Regions from separate parts of the Homo sapiens genome. Here region 1 is linked to region 2. The links are chromatin loops, found by intact Hi-C in ENCODE. Cell type or tissue: heart left ventricle. All regions are shown on one strand.

What was found. Peaks named below come from ENCODE experiments on the same cell type or tissue, not always from the same donor. Only the 100,000 strongest peaks of a DNase experiment are listed, where the experiment ranks them.
Region 1: it touches region 2 in a loop (5-fold over the local background); 8 of 110 quality-filtered maps call a loop at or near these places.

The regions. Positions count from the first base shown.
Region 1 is chr10:15,415,816-15,423,815 of GRCh38, forward strand. No RefSeq gene overlaps it. Among named protein-coding and RNA genes, the nearest start is that of FAM171A1, 49 kb to the left of the region's middle. In heart left ventricle, a CTCF peak has its summit at 3,685 (motif pointing left); no DNase peak of the experiment used is centred here.
Region 2 is chr10:15,205,057-15,213,056 of GRCh38, forward strand. FAM171A1 (family with sequence similarity 171 member A1) reads right to left here. Exons shown (of 8, transcript NM_001010924.2): 8 at 6,587-8,000. The coding sequence ends at 7,859. It overlaps FAM171A1-AS1 (FAM171A1 antisense RNA 1), which reads left to right and starts at 3,531. Exons shown (of 3, transcript XR_007062068.1): 1 at 3,531-3,615. LOC105376434 (a long non-coding RNA gene) reads right to left here and starts at 2,344. Exons shown (of 4, transcript XR_930699.2): 1 at 2,320-2,344. LOC107984211 (a long non-coding RNA gene) reads right to left here and starts at 6,281. Exons shown (of 3, transcript XR_001747379.2): 1 at 5,237-6,281; 2 at 4,960-5,142; 3 at 3,201-4,143. RefSeq lists a silencer at 5,010-5,059. In heart left ventricle, a CTCF peak has its summit at 4,964 (motif pointing right); a DNase peak (open chromatin) is centred at 4,945; H3K4me3 peaks cover 667 bases; H3K27ac peaks cover 582 bases.

The sequences.
Region 1 (8,000 bases), 210 kb after region 2:
TGAAGAAAAGCATATACTGTATTTGCTTCTACTCCTGGGAACTTTTCTGGGACTAAGATAAAATATCAGTCAGTTTTAACAGTGTGAGCCAGCTAACATTATTGAAATTATTATTTTAATCTCTATTTCTTTAGTTACATTCTCATTTTCCCCCTGCACTCATATGTGGGAAGAAATGTTTCATTAAATATACTCAAAGTCAGAACAATGTAAAAGGAAGCAAAATAAATTTCTATGTTTCTATTGAAAAAAGACATCAGACTCAAGAGGCATTATAATCCCCTATTAAGGTCAACACAAAGGAACAACATAATAAAAGGGACACATAATAAAACTGCTAAAGAAAACAGAAAGCCAGTAAGAAAGCCCTAAAAGCAGCCTGAGGATAATAAAACATATGACCCCCAAAGAAACAACAATAAGATTGACAGCTGACCTCAAAACAGAAACAATGAAAGCCAGAATTCAATGCAATGTTATTTTCCTAGTGACGAAAAAAATTAACTGGAAACCTAGAATTCTACAGTCAGTAAAAATATCCTTTAAAATTATTATAAAATAAAGATATTTTTAGAGAGAATGTATTACCAGCACATATGTACTAAAAGAAAAAAGACTAATAAAATGAATACACCTCTGGCAGGACAGATCAAGGAAAAGATGGAAGGAAGGAAGAGAGAAAAAGAGGTAAGGAGAAGGTACAACCAGGATCAAGAATAAAAAGGGAACATCACCGTAGATCTTACAGTTATTAAAAAATATGTTGACAGACCTTATGGACAGCTTTTTTTGCAATAAATTGGAAAAGTATGTAAATACCTCAAAAAAGATAGCTTACCCAAACTGACAGAATAAGTAGTAGAAAAAAAATAGTATTATGTATATCAACTACTTAGAATCTATCATTTAAAACCTTCCAACAGGCCAGGCGTGGTGGCTCACGCCAGTAATCCCAGCACTTTGGGAGGCCGAGATTGGCGGGTCACGAGGTCGGGAGATCCAGAACATCCTGGCTAACACGGTGAAACCCCATCTCTACTAAAAATACAAAAATATTAGCGGGGCGTGGTGGCAGCACCTGCGGTCCCAGCTACTTGGGAGGCTGAGGCAGGAGAATGGCATGAACCCGGGAGGTGGAGCTTGTAGTGAGCCAAGATCACGCCACTGCACTCCAGCCTGGGTGACAGAGTGAGACTCCATCTCAAATAAAAAAAAAAAAAAAACTTCCAACATAGAAAAATATATACCATATGGTTTTACTAATAAATTATTCCAAACATTTAAGAAAAAGGCAATACCAATCTTAAACAAACTCTACCAGAGGACAAAAAAGGGAATGTTTTTCAAGTTTTTAAATGAGTTTGGTATAACTTTAATACAAAGTCTGACAAGTACATTAGAAGAAAAGACAATTGTAGGCCTATACTTTTCATGAACAGAGAAGCAAAAATCCAAAACAATATTACAGCAAATTTAGTCCAATTATATAAAGAAGGATAATGAATCTTGACCAAGTGAGGTTTATTCCTAGAATGCAAAATTAGCTGAAAATTTTAAAATCAGCCTATGTAATCCACTAAATTAACTAATAAAGAAAACATGATAATCTTAATACATACAGAAAAATCATTTGATAAAATTTCTGATTAAAGAAAATCTCAGTAAAATAGGAGTAGAATGGGACTTTCTTAATCTGGTTACAGGCATCTACAAAAAACCCTACAGGTAACATTAGACTTAGTGGTGAAATCATGACTGTTTTCTCCTTGTAGGGGGATTTCTCCACTAACATTGTTTCTATCCAGCATTGTACTGGAGGTCATAGTCAATGCAATAAGGTCATAGTCAGTGCAATAAGGTATGTATAAGGCATAAAACAAGAAAAGTATAAAGATCATAAAGAAATTATCATCTTCACGTATTACATGGTTATATGTATAAAACAATCTAAAAGAATGTCACTGAGCACTCTTCATGCTATTCATCAAAGAGCATAAATGAATTTTTGATGAATTGCTCTTTGATGAATAGAGCAATTCATCAAAAATTCATTTTGTATAACAAAATTCATTTGTTATACAAATTATTGGACATAATATGTGAATTTAACAATTTTTTTTTTGAGATGAGATTTCATTGTCATCCAGGCTGGAGTGTAGTGGTGATATGGTTTGGCTGTGTCCCCACCCAAATCTCATCTTGAATTGTAGCTCCCATAATTCCCACGTGTTGTGGGAGGGACCTGGTGGGAGATAACTGAATAATGGGGGCAGTTTCCCCCATACTGTTCTCATTGTAGTAAATAAGTCTCACGAGATCTCACGGTTCTATAAGGGGAAACCCCTTTTGCTTGGCTCTCATTCTCTCTTGTCTGCCACCATGTAAGATGTACCTTTTGCCATGTTTGTGAGGCCTCCCCAGCCATGTGGAACTGTGAGTCTATTAAACCTCTTTTTCTTTACAAATTACCCAGTCTCAGGTGTGTCTTTATCCGCATTGTAAAATGGACTAATACAAGTGGTGTGATCACAGCTCACTGAAGCCTTGACCCCCCCGAGCTCAAGCGATCCTCCCACCTCAGCCTCTTGAGTAGCTGGGACTACAGGCACCCGATGCCATGCCCAGCTAAATTTTTTTTTTTTTTTTTTTGTAGAGACAGGGTTCCGCTATGCTGGTCAAGCTGGTTTTGAACTCCTGGGCTCAAGCTATCCTCCCACCTCAGCCTCCCAAAGTGTTAGGATTACAGGCCTGAACTACAGCACCTGACCCTAACGATTATTTAACATATAAATTTAACATGTAATTTACAACTCATAACTAATGAGTGACTTATTAAATATAGAAAAAACTCCTACAAATCAATAACAAAAATATGCATATATACACACAACCCGATAGAAAAAATGGGCTTGAGTAGGCACCTCAAACAAGAGCACGTCTACTAGGTCAGTGAAAATATCAATATGTGTTCATCTCATTAACCATCTCATTTTTAACCAGGTTAAAAAAATAAAACCACAGTGTGGTTTGACTGTATAGCTACCGGAATGGTCAAAATTAAAATGACAAATATGATATCATTTATCAAATGTTGGCAAAAGCATAAAGCAATTGTATCCCTTGTATGCTGTTGGTGGGATTGGAAATTCCGACAATCCCTTAGGCAAACCATCAGTATTCTCTGAAGATGAACATGTGCATTCTCTGTGACTAGGTGACTGTGACCTGGTTTTTCCTGAACAGTTTTGATTTAGGCATACTTTCTCAAAACGCTGTTCAGTTCAGTATTTGTCCTGGACTTCTTCATTTTTAAATAAAATTTTGTCATTAATGGTTGCATTAAAATAATCCAGGATAGGTTTGGTGGACTTTGAGTTGATTCTTCTAACTTTAACCATGATCTTGTTTAGTAGCATGGAACACACATGCAGTTTACATAGAGTTGGTACTTAACACATTGTTTTCTCTTAAAGGCAATCAGAGATAACATGTCTTTCTTTCCCTATCTCTCTGCTGATGCCGCATAACTAAAATTTCTCTTTGATGAATAGCATGAAGAGTGCTCACTGACAAAAAAAGAAAAAAAAATTCTGGGGCACAGAAGTGTAGGAATAACTTTCTTCTTCCAGCCTTGAATTATAGTGAAAGAAGTTCTTGAAATGCTGCCCCTGCTGGCCATTTGATGTAACAACAGTCAACTGTGCCATAGCCCTTAGGTGTTAGCCTGAAAGAAACTGGAAATCATTAAACTGCCAGTTGGCATAGACAGTAGGAAAGCTGAGAAACTAGAGGTTAGATGTACTTGAAATATGAGCAGAAAGTAGAGGCTGAGCCATCCTGTTAAAGAATAAATGAAGAGTAGTCGAAATGATTTTGCTATGGTGACTTTGTTATGTATTACACGATGTAAATCTACAACTGTTCATTTATTTATGTCATTATTTGGTAATACTTTTTTATTCCACAATAAATTCTCTTGGAAGCAATGAGCTCAAATGAGTGGAAATGCATATTTAATAAAAAATTAAGTACTATATTTCAGTTTCTGAAGGAAGTTGACGACGAATGTATTACAGTGGGTCCTGAAATAAGGCCATTTTGTTCATCATCATCGTAACATTGATGAGGAAACAAACTGGACTCCCAGCTGGGGCCATTGTCTGTGTAGAGTCTGCATGTTATCCCTATGTTTGTGTGGGTCTTCTCTAGATATTCTGATTTCCTCCCACATCCCAAAGAGGTGCACAATGGGGTCATTGGCTTGTCTATATGGTCCCAGTCCGAGTGAGTGTAGGTATTTGTTTGAGTCTGTCCTGAGACAGGTTGCCATCTTGCCCAGCAGTAGTTTCCACCTTGCATCCTGAGCTGCTGGGATAAGCTCGTACCACCTGTGACCCTAACCTGGAATACTGGAGTAAATAATCATCCTGCTTGGTTTTATTAATCTTTCTCAAATGTATGTATAGCTCACACTTATTTCAATGTTTAATATTAGCATTTTGGGGTCTTTGTTTAGAAGTTTGGTGATGTTTTTGTAACCAGAAATATGTCATAGGAACTTAACTCTTGTTCATATCAATTAGCCTATGGTCAAACTGGTTTCATTCCATGTTGTTTTGCTTAAAGTTGCTGTGTCCAAGAACTTATTGATGATGTTAAGTGATGATTTACTGTATTTTCACAACATATTTGTTGACTTCAACTATCCATCACAGGGCATAGTGGTATCACTGATCACACAACAACCTGAAGAAACAAATGGTCTGAAGAACTATTCTGTATATTAATATATTGAAGTGGTAGCCATCTTAGGAAGGACAGACACAAAAAGTCACAAAAGGGCAGTTTACATGGCACTCACAAAGCATGACTTTTCATGAAGATGAAATGTCCATTGCAAATTAGTTTTACTACCTTTGTCCTGGATGGAGTGCAGTGGCACTATCATGGTTCACTGCAGCCTCAACCTCCCCAACCTCCTTGGGCTCAGGTGATCCTCCCACCTCAGCCTCCCCAGTAGCTGAGACTACAGGCATGCGCTAATATTACCGACTAATTTTCCTATTTTTTGTAGGGACAGGGTCTCACGGTGTTGTCCAGGCTGCTCTCAAACTCCTGGTCTCAAGTCATCTGCCCACTTTAGCCCCCCCAAATGCTGAGATTACAGGCGTGAGCCACCGTACCTGGCCTTCACCCATTTTTAAACTTCAAATGTTCTTATGCAAGCACAAAAAGGGAAGTGATAGCTGTCAGGGAGTTGGCTTCATTAGCAGAACAGGAACTTTGCAAACAATTAAATGATGCTTGTTTTATAGCAATGTCATCAGTATCTCAAACAGAGAATGATTTTAATAATGGCTGAATTTTATCTCTAATTCACAGAATCAAAGTAAAGCTTTTAGAATTCATTCTATCAAAGGGAAATGATATGATATGATGATTAATGCTATTATAAATTCCTTCAAAATATTCAGCATCAAAGGTAGTATTTTCATAGTGATGACAGATACAAATTTTGATTGCATTGGGGTGAAAACAATATTCCTATTAAAAAGCCTATAGAGTAAAAATGTAGCTGGAATTGTTTGCAGTGTACACATGGTTTGTTAATGTGTCAAAAATGTGCTATTCTTTTATGCATGAAAGGAAACTATTGAGAGTGAAAAGACAAGCAACAGAATGGGTGAAAATATTTGTTAAGTCATACATCTGAAAAAGGATTAATATCCAGAAGATATAAATAACTCCTACAACTCAAGAACAACAACTAAATAACCCAATTCAAAAATGTGCAAAGGACTTGGGTAGGCATTTCTTCAAAGAAGATATCCAAATGACCATTAAGCACATGAAATATCAGTAGTTATCAGGGAAATCTAAATAACAGCCACGGTGAAGTGCCATTTAACACTCATTAGTATGGCTTTTTTTTATTATTATACCTTAAGTTCTGGGGTACACGTGCAGAACGTGCAGTTTTGTTACACAGGTATACACGTGCCATGGTGGTTTGCTGCATCCATCAACCCATCATCTACGTTAGGTATTTCTCCTAATGCTATCCCTCCACTAGCCCCCCACCCCCCAACATGCCCTGGTGTGTGATGTTCCCCTCCCAGTGTCCATGTGTTCTCATTGTTCAGCTCTCACTTATGAGTGAAAACATGCGGTGTTTGGTTTTCTGTTCTTGTATTAGTTTGCTGAGGATGATGGTTTCCAGCTTCATCCATGTCCCTGCAAAGGACATGAGCGCCTCCTTTTTTATGGCTGCATAGTATTCCACGGCATATATGTGCCACATTTTCTTTATCCAGTCTACCATTGATGGGCATTTGGGTTGGTTCCAAGTCTTTGCTCTTGTGAATAGTAGTATGGCTATTACTTTTAAAATGGAAAAGAATAAGTGTTAGCAAGGATGTGGAGAGATTAAAACCCTCATACGCTGCTGGTGGGACTGTAAAATGGTGCAGCCACTGTGGAAACCAGTATGTGGGTTCCTCAAAAAGTTAAACTTTTTGCTTAACTTTAAACAAAAGTTAAACATTACCCTATGATCCAGCCATTCTACTTCTAAGTATATACCCCCAAAAATTGAAAGCGGGAACTTAAACAGATACTTGTGTACAAATGTTCATAGTTGCTTATTTACAACTGCCAAAACATGGAAACCATATGATGTCCTTCGACAGATGAATTGGTAAACACAATGTGGTCTATCCATACGATGGAATATTATTGTCTTCAAAAGGAATGAAATTCAGATACATGCTACAAATTGGATGAATCTTGAAAACATTATGTTAAGTGAAAAAGCTGGATACAAAAACCACCAAATCTTGTTTGACCACGTTTATGAGGTATCTACAACAGGCAAATTTATAACCAATAGAATAGAGGTTACCAGGCACTGGTTGGAGGGGGAAATAGAGTTAGTGTTTAATGGGTACAGAATTTCTGTTTGGGAGGGTGACAAGTTCTGGAAGTAGATAGTAGTGATGGTTGAACAACACTATGAATGTACTTAACACCACTGAATTGGTATGGTTAAAATGGTATTTTTTTTGCTATGTATATTTTACTAGAATAAAGAAATGGTTTTCTACCAATCTAAATGGAAGATAAACTTGTCAAAATTTTACAGACATACGCATGATCTTTCTCTATTTGCTGTCCATCATGTTCAAGTTTTAGAAATGTTTGTGCATTTGAATAATTGTTAATGAACCTAAACTGTCCTGCAATACTATTAGACATTTTGGAAGATAATCTCTGAATTTTTGTTGCATTCTGTTCAGAATCTGTTGGAAATCTTAATGAAAAGGTTCAAAAATTGGTCACCAAAACCTGGAGCTTTTAAAAGCTTAGCAAATTGCAATTATTGAAAATCAGGCTCATTCCTGTAGCCCCAGCTACTTGGAAGGCTCAGGTGGAAGGATGGCTTGATCCCAGGAGTCCAGCCTGGGCAACATAGTGAGACCCTGCTATTGAAAAAAGAAAAACAAAATCAAGCTTGTACCCAGAAAGGCACTGAAATTCATCCCTGTAAAAACAGTGGGAGGGAGGGGAATTGAACAAATTCAAATGTTGAGTAAGACTTAATTTTGAAATTCTAAAATATTACTTTGGATACATTGACATGTTTGACAGAATTTTCTATTTTAACTGGATATGTTTGTATTTTATATCAGAAATAAATGGAATTGGCCAGGCGTGTTGGCTCATGCCTATAATCCCAGCACTGTGGGAGGCCAAGGTGGGTGGATCGCTTGAGTCTGGGAGTTTGAGATCAGCCTGAACAACATGGTGAAACCCCGTCTCTACTAAATATACAAAAATTAGTCGGGTGTGGTGGCACACGCTTGTGGTTCCAACTACACAGGAGACTGAGGTGGAAAGATCGCTTGAGCCCAGGAGGCAGAGGTTGCAATAAGCTGAGATCACGACTGCACACTCCAGCCTGGATGAGAGTGTAAGACCCTGTCAAGAAAAGCGGGGGAAGA
Region 2 (8,000 bases):
TTTTCCTGCTTGGCCCACTGCCACTGGACTCTCTCCCCTGTATGTAAGCCCCCAATAAAACCCACGTCTCCTTCGCTGGTGCGGGATCTCGTCTTTGGCCTCTTGTACCTGGTGCCATCCCTACTGAGATTAATAGGGGTCTGGCATGACAAAGGGGGCTGCCCGATTCGAGAATTGTTCTTTGCTCAATTAAACTGTTACATTTGTCTAGAGTTTTTAATACTAGGTTGCCAGTAACTTTTGCTCAGGAAACTGAGCTACACAGAAACATGAAAACATTCATGTTGTTGGCCAGGCGCGGTGGCTCACACCTGTAATCCCAGCACTTTGGGAGGCCGAGGCGGGCGGATCACGAGGTCAGGAGTTCAAGACCAGCCTGGCCAACATGGTGAAACCCCATCTCTACTAAAAATACAAAAATTAGACGGGCATGGTGGCGTGTGCCTGTAATCCCAGCTACTTGGGAGGCTGAGGCAGAAGAACCTCTTGAACCCAGGAGGCGGAGGATGCAGTGAGCCAGGAGCGCGCCACTGTACTCCAGCCTGGCGACAGAGCGAGACTGCGTCTCAAAAAAAAAAAAAAAAAAATTCATATTGTTTCCTGACAGCAAGTGGAGTCAAAAGAACTTGCCTGGATTTGGGGGTGAGGTTGACAGATGTTTGTAGGGTGACCCTGAGGTTTCTGGCCAAGGAAACTATATGGTGAGGCCATTTATTGGGATAGTACATAGGCAAAAACTAGGAGAACTGGTTTCCCTGATTTGCGGAGGAGTAGGGAATTCACGGGACAACATGAAGATAATAAATAGAGTTTTAGGTGCTTGAGGATGCTCAGTCTGCAGTTTGAACTCAGTGGCAGGCCTGGGATGCAGATACGGACGTGGGAGTCCCAAACAGGCAGTGATGTGAAATTGCTCGGGCAAGATGGCAGGAATAACCTGGACCTTGGGAAGAGGACGGACGGTAGAGCCAAGACATGTTGACACAGTGTGTCCACCTTCGGTTTTTCAACAGGCCATTGTGAACAGGAAGAGAGAAATCTGTTAGGCACTGCTGCCCAACTTGACATGCTATTTCACATAAATGCTTCCCCAACTGCAAATCTGGGGTATAGCTGTTAATCGACCCCAGAAACAAAGAGAAAAGTGAATAATTCCCTGAGGTACCCAATGGAAGGTGCTACCAGGCTGTAAAGTAGCTTCAATGTTTCTAAAGCAGTGGTCTACAAGCCTGTGTATGAGAATCAGCTAGGGAGAGTTTTTGTTTGTTTGTTTTGTTTTTAAACCAGTTTCACCTACAGAGATCCTAATTCAATCAGTCTGTGGTGGGGCCCAAATGCTTTAATATTTTTTTTCCAGCTCCCAGGGGATGCTAACATGTATCCATGGTTTGGATCCATGTCCCCGCCAAATCTCATGTTGAAATGTGATCCCCAGTGTTGGAGGTGGGCCTGGTGGGAGGGGCTTGGATCACAGGGGTACCTCTCATGAATGGCTTGGTGCTGTTCCCTTGCTGATGAGTGAGTCCACGTGAGATCTGGTTTAAAACTATGGCACCTCTCTTGCTCCCACTCTGGCCATGTGTGATGCCTGCTCCTGCTCTGCCTTCTGCCATGATTGTAAACTCCCTGAGGCCTCCCCAAGTAGATGCTGGTGCCATGCTTCCTGTACAGCCTGCAGAACCATAGCCAGTTAAACCTGTTTTCTTTATAAATCACCCAGCCTCAGGTATTCCTTTACAGCAACACAGGAATGGCCTAACACCCCAGGTTTGAGCAACACTGTTCTATAGTTACATGCACATTATCTTATTACCATAGAGCAACTCAATTCAAGAATTCAAGAACGGCTGCCATGTTTTACAGAGGTATTGCTTTCAGTAGCAAATTATGGTGATTGGGGACTTACCCTAACATTATTGCCTTGTAGACAGTGTCCTAACACATGTTTCCAGACAAATCTTTAAGAAGGCTGCACCTTCACAGAGCTCACTGGCTATCTTCAGACACCAGGCAAAACATCCCCTTTGAGCAAAGGAGATATTACTCAGCTGAAGCTTGCAGAAAGCAGTACGATGGGGCCGGGCACCATGGCTCACGCCTGTAATCCCAGCACTTTGGGAGACCGAGGTGGGCAGATTACTTGAGGCCAGGAGTTCGAGACTTGCCTGGCCAACATGGTTGTATTAGGGTTCTCTAGAGGGATATAACTAATGGAATATATATATTATATATAATAATATATATATATACACACACACACATGCACATACATATATACACACATATGTATATATAAAGGGGAGTTTATTATTAACTCACATGATCATAAGGTCCCACAATAGGCCGTCTGCAGTCTGAGGAGCAAGGAGAGCCAGTCCGAGTTCCAAAACTGAAGAACTTGGAGCCTGATGTTCGAGGGCAGGAAGCATCCAGCACGGGAGAAAGATGGAGGCTGGGAGGCTAGGACAGTCTCTGTTTTCACATTTTTCTGCCTGCTTTGTATTCTAGCTGTGCTGGCAGCTGATTAGGTGGTGACCACCCAGATTAAGAGTGGGTCTGCCTCTCCCAGCCCACTGACTCAAATGTTAATCTCCTTTGGCAACACCCTCACAGACACGCCCAGGATCAATACTTTGTATCCTTCAATCCAATCAAATTGACATTCAGTAGTAACTATCAAAATGGTGAAACCCCATCTCTACTAAAAACACAAAAGTTAGCCATGGTAGTACATGCCTGTAGTCCCAGTTACTAGGGAGGCAGAGGCAGGAGAACTTCTTGAACCCAGGAGGCAGAGGTTTCAGTGAGCCAAGGTAGCGCCACTGCACTCCAGCCTGGGTGAAAGAGTAAGACTCTGTCTCAAAAAAACAAACAAACAAAAGTAATAGAATGGGGAAAAAGAGATGCCACTGTTTTGTCTACCATTTTCCTTAAAAAGTAGCTGAGAAGCAGCTGATATAGCCCCAAAATGACCATTGTCACACTAGAGCAACAAGATTAGGGAACTGTAAGATACTAGTAATAGTTCAGAGAAATAAACTGTTTTTGTAATTTACAACTTACAAAAACTTTGATATGTATTGTCTCACTTGAATTCAACTCACCCAGAGGTGAGGAGAGCAAATACCCCCAACCTCTTGCTAAAGCATCAGAAGTGAGTCACCTGTCTGTTGGTCAGAGCCAGGCCTGACACCCAGAGCTTCTTCTCCAAATCCTAGATTTTAATAATTAGCATGGTTTACTTATGCCTTAGACCCTCATTATGGAGTGCTGAATGCATACTGTAGACAGATAGCAGAGGGTGCCAGTGAGGTGAGATGGGGCAGCAGCATGCAGAGGTGGCTGCACACTGGGCCGAGTGTCAGGAGATGAGGCCCACCTCTGTGTGGTCACCCATTGCATATGTGGAAAGGTCAACACAACACTTGTGACTTCAGCCTTCAATTTCCTCTGCTGTGAGACCACCAAGCCTCTTTCAGGTTCTTCTATTCCTGCCCATCCTGTTAAGGTGCAAAAGCCTAGCAATGCGAGAATTATGAGCCACTTTGAAGGTACCAAAATACCAACCTGAAACAACTCACAATGGCTGCGAAGAATGGAAAAAACATTTGCCAGGTATTTTAGTGTATATTTACAATTACAGCTTTGAAAATCATTTTTTTTTTTTGGCGGGGAGGAGAAGACTTGCAATTTCTATTTCGCCTGGAGTTTAGCTGGCTTTCTCCCTGATCTATGAGAGCAACTGCCTTTCTCCTTGTCACTGCCTTCTCCTGTTTGAAGGACCATGACAACCATCATGCCCTTTTCAAGTTCTCTGTGATGTCATAAAAGTCCCCAAGACATAATTGCAACTTGCTTTAACTATGGTGTCAATGCAGCAAACAAGAAATCGTGGAATATCAATATGGTTGAAAAATCACCCCCCATTTCTAACTTTACTCATTTTTATGAGGTCCTCTAGGTCTAAACACCTGCATAAGCGATGTCTGTGAGAGGGTGAACACAAGAAATCACACTGAGTTTGTCATGCTTGTGGCCTACGTACCATTCTGTGGCTTTCTGGTTTCCTTCCTTTTTGGTTTTGGTTTCATTTTCTTGGGTGCGATGCCTCTTTGTTTTTGCATTTGTCTGTGCTAGTTTATCCTAAATAAAGTTCCAAATGCACAGGGTCACTATCACTTAAATGATGTTGTGTATCCCCTGGCAGAGCTTAGGGCACACACTTTCTTTTCTTTTCTTTTCTTTTTTTTTTTTTTGAGACGGAGCTTCGCTCTTGTTGCCCAGGCTGGAGTGCAGTGGCGTGATCTCGGCTCACCGCAACCTCTGCCTCCCGGGCTCAAGCAATTCTCCTGCCTCAGCCTCCCGAGTAGCTAGGATTACAGGCACCCACCACCACACCCAGCTAATTTTTGTATTTTTAGTGGAGACAGGGTTTCACCATGTTGCCCAGGCTGGTCTTGAACTCCTGACCTTAAGAGATCCACTCACCTCAGCCTCCCAAAGTGCTGGGATTACAGGCCTGAGCTGCCACGCCCAGCCTTATGTATTTCATTATACAGATTATTATGTATTCCATTTGTAAGTTCTGTCCTATGCATCCTTTATCAGGGACATTTATAATTTAAGTGCATTCATTTCCAGAGAGCTGGCTGTTTAAGCCGTGCACCACTGTTTCTAGCTGGGTGACCTCAATTACTTAACCACTAAGCCTCAACTTCAGTGCAAAACAAAGAAGAATAAACATTCCTTCCTTGAAAGATTTTGAGGATTGAATGCAATGATTGTTTCCAATACATTGTTTCCAGGTAGAGACTCCAGGAACCTCAGTCCCCTTCTCTCCACCCACCTCACCTTGGGGAGAGACCCAGTGGCAGATTCACCCCTGTGCACGCCCACCCCTACTTTCCCAGAGTGGCCCTGTGTGTCTGGACTAAACCGTTACAGGTGGGGAAAACTCACCACTAGGGGGCGGGAGCAAGATGCCTTTGATGGCTGTCGTCCTTCAGACCACGTAACTGATTTGGAATACTGTGACATATTCACCCTTCCACCCTCCGTGGGGAGAGAGAGGATAAATGTGTAAAGTCTGTGGCCACGGTGCTGCATTCAGAGAATCCCACTCTAGTGATCAGCGTTGGCATCCTGAGAAAATGAGAACCACTGAGCCCCAGTTAGGACAACTGTTAAAATGTGATAAAAATCTTCAGCCGACCCAGTTGCCCTTCTGCAAACCCACCTGCTTGTTGTCCTCGGCACACGGCATGCTGTGACTGCTGCTGGCTGCTTAATACATCGGGGCCCATCCAGGTGAGTCTCACCTAAGGAGGAGTCAGCAAAGCAGTCTTCTCCACCCCCATCTTCCTGCCAGATCTCTCAGGATCAGCGCTTACAGTTAATGTGCTACCCGACTTTCCCAGGTAACATGCATTAAATGAGGCTCTTCTAGAAACTGACGTTTTAAGGAGGTGATTCCATTGGCGGCAACCTTAGAGCCGCAAAGGACTGGGGTCAATGACAGCAGAGAGGTCTTCCGGGACTTCCTCCCTCGTCCCTCCTCATCTAGGTCTGGCCCTGGATTTTCCTGGAGGAGCAACTTCCTTATTCTTTTCAGGGGAGCTGACCAACGCCTTCTCCCTGGAGTCTTAGCCAGGTCTGCAAGGATGCCCCTGCCACTTACTGGTGAGATGTCCACTCCCGCGCAAAGGGCGTCTCACTCCTTAGGCCCCCAGGCTCCCATCTGGCTAGCTGTCCCACTGTCAAGGACTTGCTCAACTATTTTCCCCCTTAAAAGCCAAACAGGCAACACCACCACTTGAGAATGAAAATCATCAAAACCACTGTGATTAGTTCTTTGCCTGCATGGAATTCACAAATACTGATTTTGTTGACTGTAAACATAGCTGGCTTAATTTATTTCTGCCAGTTATGTCCCAACACCTCCATTAATGATTTTATTTTGATGAATAGTTTTATACATCTGGGAGGATTCTGGTCATTCTAATGATATCTTCTTGAAGCTCTTCCAAGATGGATCAATACTGACCATAAAACATCAGATTCTTGTTAAGTGCAGACATCCCTCTTTACCTGAAACACATCAAAATGTTATTTGGTGTTCTTGAACAAAACTACAGACAAAGGTGGATTTTTATAGATTTTAACCCTAGAGGAAATTCCTAGGTGTCTAGGTGGTGGGTCTCCAAATACAAGTCTGACAACTGCGTTGCAGACTGCCACCAAGGAAACAATGACAAAGACTTTTTTTTTTTTTTTTTTTTTTTTTTTTTTTTTTTTTGAGACAGGATCTGCTCTCTTACCCAGGTTGGAGTGCAGCAGTACCATCCTCCCACCTCAGCCTCTCAAGTAGTGGGGACTACAGGCATGAGCCACTATAACCAGGTAATTAAAAAAATTTTTTTCACAGAGATGGGCTGAAGTGATCCTGAGCTCAAGTGATCCTCCTCCTTTGGCCTCCCAAAGTGCTGGGATTACAGGTGTGAGTCACCATGCTTGGCCTGACAAAGTCTTAATAACAACTTTGAAACAGATAATGACTCAGAATGAATTCAAATGACCACAAAGACAGTTTTCCTTTTCTTCAGAGTTTATTTTGAATTTTCATTTTTGGATAACCAAGCAGCTCTTTAAGAAGAATGCACAGAAGAGTCATTCTGGCACTTTTGGATAGTACATAAGATTTTCTTTTTTTTTTTTAAATTTTTTTTAATAGTCACATTCAGCTCGCTTGCTCAAACCAGACTCCCACATTGGGTGAGCAAGATGAGCCCATAGGATTCCAGAGTTAATACGTAACCGTATATACAAACAGCCAAAAAACCATAATGGTGCCACAGGGATGGAGCAGGGAAGGGCATCTCTAACGTGTCCTCTAGTCTATCTTCGCTAAACAGAACCCACGTTACACATGATAACTAGAGAGCACACTGTGTTGAAACGAGGATGCTGACCCCAAATGGCACTTGGCAGCATGCAGTTTAAAGCAAAAGAGACATCCTTTAATAACTGTATAAAATCCAGGCAGTTCCATTAAAGGGGTTAAGAAAACCAACAACAACAAAAAGCGAGGGACTGTCTGTTGTCACTGTCAAAAAGGCACTTGGAGTTAATGGGACCAGGATTGGAGGACTCTTAGCTGATACAGATTTCAGTACGATTTCATTAAAAGGCTTGGATGTTAAGAGAGGACACTCAGCGGTTCCTGAAGGGAGACGCTGAGATGGACCGCTGAGAAGCGGAACAGATGAACACAAAGGAATCAAATCTTTACAACCAAATTGCATTTAAGCGACAACAAAAAAAGGCAAACCCCAAAACGCAACCTAACCAAAGCAAAATCTAAGCAAAATCAGACAACGAAGCAGCGATGCATAGCTTTCCTTTGAGAGAACGCATACCTTGAGACGCTACGTGCCAACCTAAGTTCTCAACGACAGCTTCACAGTAGGATTATTGTGATAAAAATGACTCAAGCGATGCAAAAAGTTTCATCTGTTCCCAGAATCCGAGGGAGAACTGAGGTGATCGTTAGAGCATAGCGACATCACGTGCGGTTTCTTAATGTCCCTGGTGGCGGATACGCCGAGTCCTCGGAAGGACATCTGGACACCACTTTCAGCCACCTCCTTGCAGGGGCGACATCCGCCAAAGTCATCCTTTATTCCGAGTAATAACTTTAATTCCTTTCTAACATTTACACGGCAAACAGGAATGCAGTAAACGTCCACGTCCGTCCCACGGCTGGGCTGCCGTTCCGTTTCCTCCACGAACGGGTACGCGCTTCCATGAGAAAGGATATTTGGCAATTTTATATTCCACAGTCAGGTGGGTCTGCGATAGCTCATTTAATGTTAAACGCCATCAGGGGCCTCTCCTCCCGTTTCTGCCAGGGGCTTTTCTTGTCTTCTCCTTGGTCATCATCATCATCGTCTTCCTCTTCCTCGTGGGCAGATCTTCTCTGGTGGGGGCTGGCTGCTGGCTCC